Linked DNA regions of Mus musculus: region 1 is linked to region 2. A link is a contact called in ENCODE POLR2A ChIA-PET data. All regions are on one chromosome and are shown on one strand. The core of a region is the stretch at or near the end of the contact, and the rest is flanking DNA. Distances in the headings are between cores, read along the strand shown. Region 1 holds the start of Itgb2 (integrin beta 2). Region 2 holds the start of Pttg1ip (pituitary tumor-transforming 1 interacting protein).

Region 1 (2,700 bases), core at 109-2,608, 51 kb after region 2:
GAACCACCTGCACCTGAGTGATGATAGATTGTAGCTAGCGGGAGCCTCAGTAGTCTCCACGGCTCACTCCTCATGGGAGTGAGTTTTGAAGGGAATTTTGAGTCATTATTGACTGCAGACATTTGGAGTTTGCAGAGCCAGTCAGCCCACCCTCTCATTTCCCCAGAGTTCAGTGGCCTCCCCAGTTCACACCCTTTCTCCATAGAGAGCAGAAGGCTTCCTCCCAAGCTGTGTATCAAAGATAGCCCCCGGCCCCCTGCAGCACTTCCTGCAAAGGATGATTGCATGGTTCCTCCACAATCGCAGTGAACACAATTCACCCCAGCCTAATGCATGCCTGCGGCAAGACTGTGTCCACATATGTCAACAGAGAAATGTTGGAGAAAGGAGGAGATAGGAAACTTGGGCCTCTCCAGCCCTAACTAACCCTCAGGACTTGCTCATTTTACTCCTGCTTATGGCAGCAGTCAACAATCTCTCATCTGCTCACTCACTGGTGGATGTAGAAAGGGTGTCTGTCACCTGACACCTTCCCCCTATCTGGGATATGACCCTGTGGTTGCTGGCCCCAGGCCTGGCCACTATGGTATGTGGGTGGGATTCTTGGGTAGAGGACTTCCTTATTATCTGCTATGCTGTAAGCTGGGCTGGGCATTTTGGAGCCCAGGTTCCAGAGACTTGCAGGGTAGACTGAGAATCACCCCCCCCCCCACACACACATACACACTCCCCACACGCCATTTTAAAGCAGATGGGGACAATGGACATCTCAGCAGCTCCTTCTCTTGCTCATTACCTCCAATCTGACACTCACCTTCATGACCATAAGTATCTACTTCCATTCATAGTAGGTGGGTGTCAGTATGTGACCCCTTCCCTCCCACAATCTGTCCCAGCCACCTCCACCACCACCCCTACCCCTTATCATAGCTGACCTTCCTCAGTCCCGGGCATCCACGACTATCACAGAGAGAGAATCAACACAGTCGGCTGCCTGCTGACCCACAGTTACAGATGTTCCCAGCGCTCCTGAAACTCTGCTCAGCTGTGGTACCAGGCCTCCCATCCCTGGACGTCAGTCAGGAGAGTCTGAATAGCCAGAAGCCACATGTACAAGACCATTTTTTTGACAGATAGGCAAGGTGAGAGATGGGGAAAGGCCACCAGTGCCTGTCGGGCTGGAGTCATAAAGAGAAATTCCACCGGAAGAGCCCACTTCTGAGGTGTTTCCCATAAGAGCTACCTGAACACAGGAGCCCTGCACTCACCCCCTCTCAGTCCCAGGAAGCCTCCACTCCGAGAATCTGACTGGAGATGTCTTTGCCTACTTCTTGCCAGCTGGCTGTGTGGTTGTGTCTAAAGAACACAGCCGCTGAGGCCCCCCCGCCTGACACTTCCTGTTCTAAGTCAGCGCCCAGGAGGAAGTTGAGTGACATTTGGCTGATTGGCCCACATGTGGGTATCACCTCAGCCCCTTTACACGTGGGACGTTAGAGAAGAGACACTGAGAGAGGGAGGGGCTTGTAGGCGATGACAAGCTTTTACGGCAAGAGTGGAGGGGCTACTGTTGGAAGCAGCAGCCATTGATAGCATCGAGGGGCTCTCTCACATGTCAAGAAGAGGTAGGGATTCATGGACCAGCAGGCGGAAGCAGAGGCTGATTGTGTGGGTTCTCAGTCTGGGAGAAGGACCCAGCTACAAGTGGATGGGCTGAGGTGGTAGCCCACTCGAGGAAGCAGGCGAATGGGAAGAAGGAGGCAGGGGAAGGTCCTGGGCAGAGAAATGGGGCAGAGTGGGGCATGGAGGGATGTGTTAAGTAACACTGTAGGAGCTCAATCACAAAGTTAGTGGTGAACAAAACCCCACCTGACTAGTTGCAAGAGGAGAGAGGGCAGAAAGAGAGACACCAAAGGGAGTTGGGAACCTTTAGCATAAGATTTGAGATGTCAGCCTTGTTGAGAAACAGTTAATTCTTTCCGCAACAATGTTTCATGGTTACATCCCACTACCTGCATCTTTAGAGTTACATGCTGAAATGCTCGCAAATGGTAGAAAAACATGGCAGATTTTCTTCCTTGTAATCAGGATGGGGGTTGGAGGTGGGTGTGGATACAAGACAGAGGCCAGGAGGTGACCACAGCGGAGGGTTGGGGGGGGGGGTGTTGGCTGAAGACCTGGGTGTTCATGTGTTACTCTTTCTTCGTGTAGTATGCTTGGTAGAATTTTTAAAGACATAGTTACATGAAGATAAAGCTGTGGAGTGGGGACATCAGCTATGCAGGACATCCTGGTGATAATGGTTGAGAGGGTTACAAGAAGTTAATAGCCCTGAACCTTTATGCATATTTTCTATATCTTCTCACAGTTGAAAAAAAATGTGCAAAAGATGCCAACTGTTGAAAGAACATTGTTGGAAAGCAGGTGTATCAGTTCACACTTGTAATACCAGAATGTAGGATGCTGATGCGGGAGGACCACTGGCTCAGTGGTTAAGAGCACTGACTGCTCTTCCAGAGATCCTGAGTTCAAATCCCAGCAACCACATGGTGGCTCACAACCATCTGTAATTGGATCCGATGACCTCTTCTGGTGTGTCTGAAGATAGCTACAGTGTACTCATGTACATAAAAAAAACAAATACATCTTTTTTTTAAAAAAAAAAAAAAAAAAGGAGGACCGCTGTGAATTCAAGACCAGCCA
Region 2 (2,783 bases), core at 250-2,749:
TAGTAGAGGGTCCAAAAGCCCTGTCAAAGTGTCCTCAATGTCGCAAATTTCACTCTACGGATCTATAATCTACTACAGGTTCTGTGAAGCACACAAAAAATATTTAAAGGGTGAGTTTTGCCAGGCAGGGCAAATGCTTTATGGTCAGCATTTGAGAGGCAGAGGCAGGCAGACACCTTTAAGTTCAAAACCAAGCTGGGCGTGGTGGCACACGCCTTTAATCCCAGCACTAGGGAGGCAGAGGCAGGCGGATCTCTGAGTTCAAGGCCAGCCTGGTCTACAGAGTGAGTTCCAGGACAGCCAGGGCTACACAGAGACACACTGTCTCGAAAAAACAAACAAAAAAGTTCAAAACCAGCCTGAACCCAGTCTCAAACAACAAAAAAAGGCGAGTTTTGGGATACAGGATACGGTAATGTAAATTTATGCAAATTCCTTGTAAAGACTAGCCGTTTTAAACATCAGCTATCTCCCTATAGAATGTCAAGGAGTAGAATCCTTACACCTAACACGTGGTGGTTGGTAACAGGTGAAGGTTCGTGCCCCCCCCCCTCCCCCCAGTATCGCAGCAGACACCCTTGAGACACTGGGAAGGGTCCTGGGTCTCCACAGGCTCCCCAACACTCTGCCTGGCATAAAGTCCTTACTGGAGAATCTAGCCCCAAGTTCCCCGGGGCGGCCAGGGTCAGCTCCTTTAGTCACCCTCACCAAGGTAGCAGGAGTGAGGCAGTCCCAGACCGGTCCTAGGCATACCTGGGAGCAGATAAGAAACTTAAACAGAGAGACGCGACAACTGGCAAAAGGTCACAAAGAGAAAACACACCGTGACAGGCTAGAGTGTAAAGACACCTTGAGAGAGCCTGAGCTAACAAAAATACTCTCTTGCAGCGCCTCATCAACTCTAGCGAGCGTACAAAGGTCAAAGTTGACCAAGCCTCAGTCTTGGACACAACTTGTCAGCTCCCTGATTCCCCTCAAACAAAAACAGTGCTGGAATGCAGATGGTCCCCGAGATGCTAAGCAGGTGCCGAGGCGTCGGTTCCGACTAGCCGAGTCTTTCGTGCCTCAGGGCACGACGTTAACTTCCAGCAGAGGCTGGCTGCCTTACCCAGCTTCAAGGGAGGGCGTGAGCGCAGAGGCAGCCAAGCCCGCGGGCTGGACTCCGCCCTGGATCCGACCCGGCCGCCCTCCTCCTACTCCTCGGCCCCTAGGCCCACGGGCCTTACCCACTCTCGGAGGTTCCTGCGCGGAGGCTCCGGACAGAAGCAACAGCAGCACGGCACCGAGGAGCATCACCCAGTGCGGCGTCAGCCCAAGGTTAGCAGGCGCCATGGTGAGTGCGTCGTCGGCGGGGACCTCAGGCGACTCAACTCCAACGCCGAGCTAGGATGTTTCCACAGTAAGCGCTCCGCCTCCGTAAGCTAGCCAGACGGGCGGAGCTTGCGAGTGCGCAGCCGCTGGCTCCGCCCCCTGACCTCCGCCCGCCTACGGGCGCAGCTGAGGCTTAGCACGCCTGCGCGCTGCTGGAACTGCGGGGAGGGAGCAATAACCGGAGCGTCAGAGCAGCGCGCGTGCGTAGTAGACTACTAGGCTGGGCAGTGGACAGCGAAGCTTTGCCACTTGCTCTGGAATGGAGCTGCTGGACTCTGAGGCGGGTTCTGAGGCTCAGCTGCTCTGCCTAACACAACTGCTCTGTAGCCGCCAACCCTTGGAAACCTCTGCCAGTCCTGTTAATTCTCTGCCAGAGCCGTATGCGTGTCCAGAGGGCAGGTTTTGTGGATTTACGTTAAAACAGCATCCAAGCTGTCTCGAACTTGTTACTGAAAGGCGTTTAAATCACTGAGGGAATGTGGAGGGTGTAGCTTAGATGGTAGAATTGCTTGCCTGGCAACCAATGCATGCACAAAGCCTCCGAGTTCCATCCTCAGAACCTCACAAATGAGTCGTGATAACACACACCTATCATCTCAGCACTTGGGGGTGGAGCATTGGAAGGATCAGAAGTTCAAGGTCTTCCTTAACCAATGAGACCCTGACTCAAAGAAAACAAAACAAATCCTTATTGATAGTGACTGGGGACGCAAACTTGAAGACACAGGAGCTTTGAGTAAGAGGGTACCTTCCCTGCTTGATTGTGCATGAACCAGAGACCTAGATAGCCAGACACCAAAAAGATCAATGCGGGACTCTGGATCCCAAGTTTCTCGACTCATTAAAGACCCAGACTCCAGTAGGAGTAAGCAAAATAGGATACAAGCTTGAGCCCACCAGCTTTATGTCCATTTGATACAAGCTAGTTATGACTGTAAGTGTTGCAACTCTGAAGGGAAAGGCTTGAAGCGTTCCAGCTCCACTCCTGGTGCTGCGGCAGAAGGTTTTCCCAAAGGAAGTATAACAGTTCTGCTGCAGGAGGGGGTTCCCATGGAAAGTGTCACAGGTCTGCTCTGCAGAGGAAGACTTCTCCAGCCAAAGTGTAACAATTCTGCTTTGCCAGAGGGAGGCTTTCCCCAGTGAAAGCGTTACAGCTTTACTTCGGCCAGGCAGGTTTTCCCCAGCCAAGTTCTGTTCCGGGGAAAATGTTACAGCTCTGCTAGAGAGGCTTCCTGGCAATTGGGAGCCAAGGAATACCACAAAGTCACACGACACATGAGGCACACAAGAGATTTATGGAGAGGGAAAAAAAGCAAACAAACAACAGCAACAACAACAACAAAAACAGGAGGGCAGCTAATTCTGCTAGGGTGAAAAGCAGCAGAGAACGAAGCCAAAGGCAGAGCTTATAT

What was found. ChIA-PET counts read pairs that join two places held with the same protein, here RNA polymerase II (POLR2A).
Region 1: POLR2A ChIA-PET joins it to region 2 with 30 read pairs in Patski. The contact joins the promoter of Itgb2 here to the promoter of Pttg1ip in region 2. POLR2A ChIA-PET finds 5 or more read pairs at or near these places in 3 of 5 experiments (Patski and embryonic stem cell).

The regions. Positions count from the first base shown.
Region 1 is chr10:77,529,028-77,531,727 of GRCm38, reverse strand. Itgb2 (integrin beta 2) reads right to left here and starts at 1,358. Exons shown (of 16, transcript NM_008404.5): 1 at 1,269-1,358.
Region 2 is chr10:77,580,371-77,583,153 of GRCm38, reverse strand. Pttg1ip (pituitary tumor-transforming 1 interacting protein) reads right to left here and starts at 1,499. Exons shown (of 6, transcript NM_145925.3): 1 at 1,227-1,499. The coding sequence starts at 1,332.